Regions from separate parts of the Homo sapiens genome. Here region 2 is linked to region 1. The links are chromatin contacts, found by Hi-C or POLR2A ChIA-PET in ENCODE. All regions are on one chromosome and are shown on one strand. Each heading gives the region's core, a stretch centred on a gene start or an enhancer-like site at or near the end of the contact. The rest is flanking DNA. Distances are from core to core; before and after follow the strand shown.

What was found. A loop is a pair of places that touch in the nucleus more often than their neighbours do. ChIA-PET counts read pairs that join two places held with the same protein, here RNA polymerase II (POLR2A). Pooled maps may share reads with other maps.
Region 2: a loop to region 1 is called in a map of prostate gland, with 3 times the contacts of the local background. The contact joins two enhancer-like sites. A Hi-C loop is called at or near these places in 6 of 168 maps with a recorded cell type or tissue (IMR-90, OCI-LY7, heart left ventricle and 3 more), 2 of 37 single-sample maps with no recorded cell type and 6 of 50 pooled maps. POLR2A ChIA-PET finds 5 or more read pairs at or near these places in 4 of 52 experiments (AG04450, BJ, activated T-cell and 1 more).

What each region holds. Positions count from the first base shown.
Region 1 is chr15:32,871,220-32,875,105 of GRCh38, forward strand. All of the region lies in intron 16 of FMN1 (formin 1), which reads right to left. Among named protein-coding and RNA genes, the nearest start is that of GREM1-AS1, 150 kb to the left of the region's middle. Within about 2 kb of position 1,497, at least 9 of the 41 ENCODE cell types and tissues checked have a DNase peak (open chromatin) inside an H3K27ac peak, as active enhancers do; they include IMR-90, where a contact is called at or near this core.
Region 2 is chr15:32,950,901-32,954,788 of GRCh38, forward strand. All of the region lies in intron 9 of FMN1 (formin 1), which reads right to left. Among named protein-coding and RNA genes, the nearest start is that of GREM1-AS1, 230 kb to the left of the region's middle. Within about 2 kb of position 2,116, at least 2 of the 41 ENCODE cell types and tissues checked have a DNase peak (open chromatin) inside an H3K27ac peak, as active enhancers do; they include IMR-90, where a contact is called at or near this core.

The DNA.
Region 1 (3,886 bases), core at 247-2,746:
AGAAAAAACAAATCGGTCATGACACCATGACCAAAACACAGTCACCATCTAAGACTTGCATACTTTCTCTTTCAGGGTCTGGGCCTCGGTATCGCGCTCCTTGCCCCTCCATCATTTTATGGGGGTTGCCTTACTTATATTTGATAAAGAATTTTTTTGTATTTTGATTCTTTCTATTAACATATCATGCACACATTCTCCTGTTATTTCACAAACTCCACAAGCATGTTTAACAGCCATATAAAATTTCATCAGGTAGGCATGCCATAGCTCACTTAATTCTCCTGTAGTTGGATAGTGAAATCCTTTCTACCTTATTCTCATGGGGAGTCAGGCTTGAGCCACATCTGTGTCCATACAAACTTATTCTAGGTTGAGGGTCATTTCTTTAGGAAATGACCTAAAGATACAAGATACAAAGATAAAAGATACAAGAAATGAAATTATAGGTAAAAAGGAAAAACCTTTGTAGAATTCTTGATATTAGTGGTCAAACTGTTTTTGGTACAAAATGGGTTGTACCACAATGGGAGAGATGAAGGGGAGAGATTTTGGAAATAAAACCATTTTCTGTACCACTCTGCAGAGGTGGCTGGCTCCATGCAAGCTAGAACGGTGCCTGTCACTGTCATGTAGGGACTACGGTCATCACATTGGAAGTGCAAAACTCTGGAATGGAAAACAGTAAGAGGACCATCCATCCACTGAAGTAATTTACTCAAACACAAGACCATAACTGGTGATATATGAGAGTTGATATAGAAATTGGGGATTAATCACAGCATAAAACTAGGTTTGAGGCCTGTGCATGAAAGTAGCTCTTTTTTTTTTTTTTGAAAGGCCCTAATGTGTCACGTTTAATTGGAATGTAAATTATGCTACTGTCAGCACTAGCAAAGCTGTCTGAACTTGGGGGAAGTGTACAGCAAACTTACATCAAACACTCAGAGTTTTGTAATATACATTTATATAATTATGAGCACACAAAATTTTAAATGCTCAGACTTTCCAATCAACAATATCAAGTAATCATTTGGACATACGATTGCAATTCAAGTCATTTGTGAAGAACATATAGAGCCTATATTTTGGGGCACTCCCATTGAATAGTACTTCAAGAAGCATACAGGTATCATTAGTGCAAGACAATGGTTAAAAGTCAGCAAAGGCAGAGCAAAGTTGTTAGCTAGAACGCCTCACTCCTCCCAAAATTATAGCAACACATCTTATCCACTGCTCTAATCAGGAAAATAGTACTCCTATAGGAATGCTTAAATACTAAATATGTCCTCTGAAGTCAAAATGCATATTTTGTGGCAATTTTTACTAGAATTGAGGATTCTCTCACACATACACGTCTTGAAGGCCACAGGCCTGAGCCTCTTTATGAATCAAGGAAATCAGTAAGAGGAAGAGGTATTACAGCAATGCTGGTCTTAGGACTAGTCCCCTTCCAGCAGTGCAACAGCTGGCTACAAAGAGGCCAGTGATTAAGATACACAAGGCCTATTAGTAAAAAGCAACCTGTCCCCACATTGCTCCACCAGGACAGCTGCAAGTCTTCCACGGTTTCTCTGACCTCTGAGCCCATGTTCCCGTTTCAGCCCTCGCTGGTTAGTCACATTAACTGTAATTTTCTACTCTGGAAAGTGTTTACATCTAAATGAACCATGAGGGAATAAAGGAGAAATGACAGAAAGGCATAAAGAGAAGAGAGGGAAAAAAAAAAGGATGGAAAGTTATTTTTAAAACACACAACCTAATCTGGTGGATGAATTCTGGTATCTAGTCTTGGCTCCAGAATCACTGGCAAAGCATGGAGCTGGCAGCCACTGCTAATCAGTTTGCCACTGTCTTCAGATTTAATGCAATATTTGGCTCAGACATTTAAAAAAATCCTATTCCAGCTAAAATATTTACACAGTCCTATGTGTCTCACTTAATGCCTGTTAAGCAATCGTCTTTTAAAACTCCACAGACACTTGTAAATCTGTCGGGAGAATTGTGGCCTATAAACAAGGTTTCATATAAAGAAGGCTGCATTGTCAATTTTGGGGGAGTAGGGATTTCTTAGGATGTGTTTGAAAATAGAGTTGAATATCAGAAACAGTTTAGAGTGGGTAACAAAGTGGCCAATAGTCTCGCTTGCTGGACGCCGTTAGTGGTATTAACGGGAAGCCTCCAGACACTGATCTCAGCTATTTAAAACTGTGCTCTCCTGTAAATCTGTCATTGATCCTACCTCTCTCTTGAGTTATGGCGCAGGGACAGTTTCTGGTCCAGCAGCCCCTGGTAGTCTGCATCCTAGGGCCTGTCAGGCTAGAGATGATGAGCTGCTGGAGCCTTTAACAGGAGGCTATTACGTGGTTATACGTAAAGTGAGTGTGTGTAAGCATCTGAGGAAGGATGGGGGACTGCTAGAGGAGAGGGGGAGTTCTGGGCAGGGCTGATGTTGAGAAGAACAAGACGGCTGAAATGACAAATAAATAGTATCCACTGAGAGGCTAGGTGTCACAGATTCTGAAATGCCTATTAAACTCTCTAACATCTTCAGCCCTGATGTTAATAAGACTAGGTGATAAAACTTAAAGTCATGGAGGCCCCTCCAAGCTATCTCCTGTTGGCCTGGGGAGCGCAAGGAATTTGTCTCTGTCTTTGGGATGAGTCAGGTATATGTAATATGACTCAGCAAAACCGCTCCATCATTCAATTATTCCTAGATTAGCCGCCTTTTTATTTTTACTCCATTTCATTAATGAATACGCCATTGGTTATGATTCACAATTTTATTTTAGTTGTTTTTTTTTTTTTTTTTTTGATACAGAGTCTTGCACTGTCAGTCACCAGGCTGCAGTGCAATGGCGCGATCTCGGCTCACTGTGACCTCTGCCTCCTGGGTTCAAGCGATTCTCCTGCCTTAGCCTCCTGAGTAGCTTGGATTACAGGTGCCTGCCACCACGCCCAGCTAATTTTTTGTACTTTTAGTAGAGACGGGATTTCGCTATGTTGGTCAGGCTGGTCTCAAACTCCTGACCTCGTGATCTGCCTGCCTCGGCCTCCCAAAGTGCTGGGATTACAGGTGTGAGCCACCAAGCCCGGCCTATATTAGCTATATATAGCGAATATCAAGCCCAGCTTAAACACTCAACTTTGGGATTTGGTGGAGTTAGGAAAAGGTATGTCATGGATTGAAAAAAAAATTAGATGTTTGTAATTCCAAGGTATATAATGCCTTGAAACCAAGGTGGCAAGTATTAGTTGATTCTCTTCAGGATCACAGTCAGGAAGGGCTTTGCAGATGTTTTTATGAATCTTCAGAACAGCTGGAGGGAAAATTCTATATACCTTCCCTCTGTTTACCCTCTAACAGACTGACAAGTATTATCTCTGTTCTCAGGTACAGTCAGATTCCTGTTCCTGAGCAGAAGAGAAATCAGAAGTAGGAATAAATCTCTCCCCTAGAAAATGGGGATAAAACTTACCCTTAAAATGTGTTTATAAAGGACTTGATCTTTCAGTGAGTTTATTTAAAATTCGCAGTGAACTCAGTGCTAAGAATAAATATTTGCTGAACAAATTAATTGATTGAAAAGGTCAAACAAGATCTGTCTCGTATTCTGTAGTTTTTTCTTTGATACCCGGAGATTTGATGACACTTTTTAAAGACCATCAAAATGGTCCAGAAAAGGTTTAAAAACACAACCAAATTAGCACTGTTAGTACATTAGCCATTATAAATGTTCCTTGGGCGTTTCCCCTTTCTGTTTACTATGGCAGAGGAAAAGTTTCTGGTCCAGCGGGTCCTGGTCCTCCATGCTGACTTGGACATATTGCCATTTATCTCTCACTCAGTAATTCCTTGAAAACAACAACAAATTTTCAAACT
Region 2 (3,888 bases), core at 866-3,365, 80 kb after region 1:
CTTAATTTCATTTTGATCAGCAGATGTGATCTGTATGAAAAATTCCTTGAAATTTTATTGAGATTTGGAGAACTTTTGCTTTTTTTTTTAAAGTCTTAATATTGCTTGACTTTTTAAATTCTATTCATGCATTATGTTGATAAAATTTAATCAAGTACTGTATGAAAGTTAATGCAGTCTATTTGTTAATAAAGAAACCAACCTAAAATAACTTCATATTTTAAGAGCCTCACATTACCAAAATCGGTCATTCTACATATGTTTATTTATTTATAGACTATCATGCTCTCCAAAGATTTAAAAAGGTGATATTATGTTACCTGCCAATAGCTGGCATTCTTAAAATTGTATCACAAACACAGGTTACCATGAAAGCAAAATACAAATAGAACTAGAAAATGGAGATACATTTTAAACTTTTCCTTGCATTGGGTGGTTTTTTCTTGGTACACACTGAAGGAATTCATCTCTGAGAATCTGGCTAAAATTCATTTGCTTTAACTGCATAGCTGCGCCCCAGTGGGACACACACACACACACACACACACACACACACATCCACGCACACACAAATAGGGGAAATGGATTGTAACTAGCAGCCCCTGGGGTCCAGGAACCATAAGTGAATGAGAGATGAGGCTTCTGGTTAAAATTCAACCTCTTGCTTTCCTTTGGGATGACACTGGAGGATGTTTCATTATTCTTATTCCCAGTTCTCATGGTGGCAATGATGGTGGTAATAGCATAGTGAAAGCACCATTGATGTGCCAAGCCCCAGGCCAAACATTTCACATACTACATTTTAATTTTCACAACCACCTTTGAAGCAGACATTAATATTACTCTTTCTTTACAGATGAGAAAACTGTACGAAGGGGCCTTAGAAAGATGAAGGGACTTGCCCCATGAATGATGACTCAGCCAGGCCTGTGGGGTTCAAGAAGCCCCTGCTGCCCTACCACACTACCACCTTCCATACTTAGTCTAGTGGTGACTCTCACCACACTGGGCATGCTAGAGAAGGCAGCTGGTCAGAAACTGGAGCTCAGCCCTCTGCTACAGCCTTGTCACTGGCTTCCTATGGCTCTGAGGCAAACGCCCAGATCTCAGCTTGATCTTGAATTCATAGGTATGAACTCTCTGTGCAGGTCTGTGAGTTCTACCTCCTTTTCCATGCACCTTCAGCCTCAGAGGCTCATCCTTTCCTGCAGTGGCAACTGAATGGCTGGGTTTTATAGGGCTAAGTTTTTCAGATACCTCCACACCCCAAGAGTATATGTATATACAACAAAAACATCATCATGGCCAAGCCTCTCCAATGTCTTACTAAAGCATTCTAAACAAAGTATGCTTTAGGCGTTTTACTGCTACATTCTGAATCACATTCTTCTCCAAGCAACCATCTCAACGTCTCATTTTTTCCATTAGTAAGATGATTATATACAGAGTGATCTATTTATAATGAGCCCCAGCTCAAGCAGTATAGCTTTCAGTTGGCCTCATTTTATATAAATCTTTCTTTGTTAATTAATGTGTCTTATCCCAGTGTTGCAAGGAACATTTATGTTCCCGAATTGGACAGGAAGGAAGCAAACCACACCCAAGGTGAAGGCTCCAAAATCTTTAGAGTCAATATGAATGTAATAACCGTTTGAAAACAAAGTTTAAAGCTGGGTTTTGTGCATATTTTAAACTAAGGAAGTTGTACAACAGAGTCCACAAGAGAGTAAAAAGTGATGTGATAATTAGGCGGCCATGAATTAACCCCCTGGTACTTGCAGCTCTGTACTATTTTTAAAGACCTCCTTCTCACCTCCTAAGATATTTTGGACATGCAAAATGCCTAATGCGACTAATAAGGCACCTAGCATGAAAGTTAATTAATGAAAATGAAAACACGAAAACTCAGGTTATTTAGTAATAAGGGCCTGGAGCCAGATCCCAATTAAACTACTCTTGTGGCGAAGGGAGGGATCAAAATGCCCAATAGGTTCCATCTGGCTGCTTCTGTGGGTCAACGTAGAGTCTCACGTCCGTGTCAAATTAGCTTTTCCACCCTCTTCTTTCCCTTGCAGTGAGAAGCTAAAGGCAGTCCTCCCCACACTGTACTGGGGAACTCCCAGGCTCTCCCACTCACATGTAAGGGGCTTGGCGGCTAAGAAATCCAGCTGGAAGCGAGCGAGCATGATTTGATTCACCCGCTCTTCAGAGTCCAATCCCTTTTGTCATTCACTCCACTGGAGGGGCCCCCTAAACCTCCAATCCCGTTTGTACCCCACCTAGGAGATCTGATAATGGTCCTGGCAGAGCTGTGGCTTTTCGTAACTTCTGGCAGGGGCCTCGCTGACCCATAACATGACGACACACATGATTTCTTCTCATACTGTCTTTGTAAATTGACCATGGCTAACCTTGCTGCCCTAATCAGATCAATCAGAATAACATTTTTTTAGCTGCTGCACACAGGAAGCCTCCTGGGCTGAGGCATAACTCAGAGTCAGGCTGGGATACAGAAGGCAGATTTTTGAATTTCCAATGGTCTCAGGTTTCCTTTGCTTTTATCACAGTTGGTGAGCTTTGTAAGGTCCGTGTTTACAGCCATGCAAATTAGCCTCAGCTGGAGGGAAATCAGGTCAGGTCTAAATGAAATGAAGCTCTGGGTCAAAAGTATTTTATCAAAAATTGGAAGTGTGGCCATAGCACTGGGGTCCAGCCAGACTATCCTAGGAAGTAAGTGGACAGTTTTGTCTGGTGTAACCTGAGCTCCAGGCCTCTCGACCGTGGAAACTCTGCTAGGAGACGGAGGAAAAAATGGTGGAGGGCCACCCCAGCACAACGGGGGCTGGCCAGTTCCACCACTGGCTGCTGCCGCCAAATGCATTTCTGTTATGTAAGGACAACTGCAAAGAGAGAATACTGTATACCGGAAGGTGGGAACATTGTGGTTTGAGTCTGGTTTGCAGTATATCCCATGCCGCTCATTGACTAGGTAAAAATCTAAATTCACTGTTTCAATCTTACACACACTCAGTTTAAAAATGTATGTGGGAACGTATCCACATTCAGCTAAGTTCTGAGATTTTGCATCTGGAAAGCATATTTGCAAATTTTCACTCCAGATGCCATGTTAGGTATAGAAGTTAAGGTCAGAGGGGTTACATGACTGGACATACAACAACTACAACAACTAATAGTTACCTTCAAGACGAGATCTCTGGCTGCTAATTTCCACTGCAGTTTTCTCTATCATATTTCCAGTACTTCAATACCCCCACTACATAAAAAACTTGGTTTGTTTAAAAATAACTCTCCAATATATATACCTTACATTTGGGGGATTATTAAAATCAGAACAATTATTTCCTGAACCCCCATGTACCTATGGCTCATACAATATGCTACTGATGGTTTGAGACAGCTCTATCCATCTGATTAGGCCTGGATCTGAGCGCTAAGATATTGCTCAATGTGTAATACCCTCATCTATCTGCCTTCTAAAAATAAAATGAAAGTTGGCAGATCTTGAGTGTCTTCATCTGCAAAGAAGTCATGACCAGATCCTTGGAATTCATATAATTAAAGTTTATCTTTTGACAGATGAGAAACCTGAGATCGGAGAATTTAAAGGACTTGTTCGGGATTCGATATTTGGTTAGGGTCAGAGTCAGAATTAGAAATTATGTTTACTGACACCAAAGCTGGGCACTTTTTTCACTATACAATGACCAAAAAATAAAATTCAGTCTTGGCCAAGTGAATTTAAAGTCAGAACTTGCAGTTAAATGCAGACGAATGCCCATTTATCAAGTAATTAACAACACAAGGCTGGGCACGGAGGCTCACGCCTGTAATCCCAGCACTTTGGGAGGTCAAGGTGGGCGGATCACT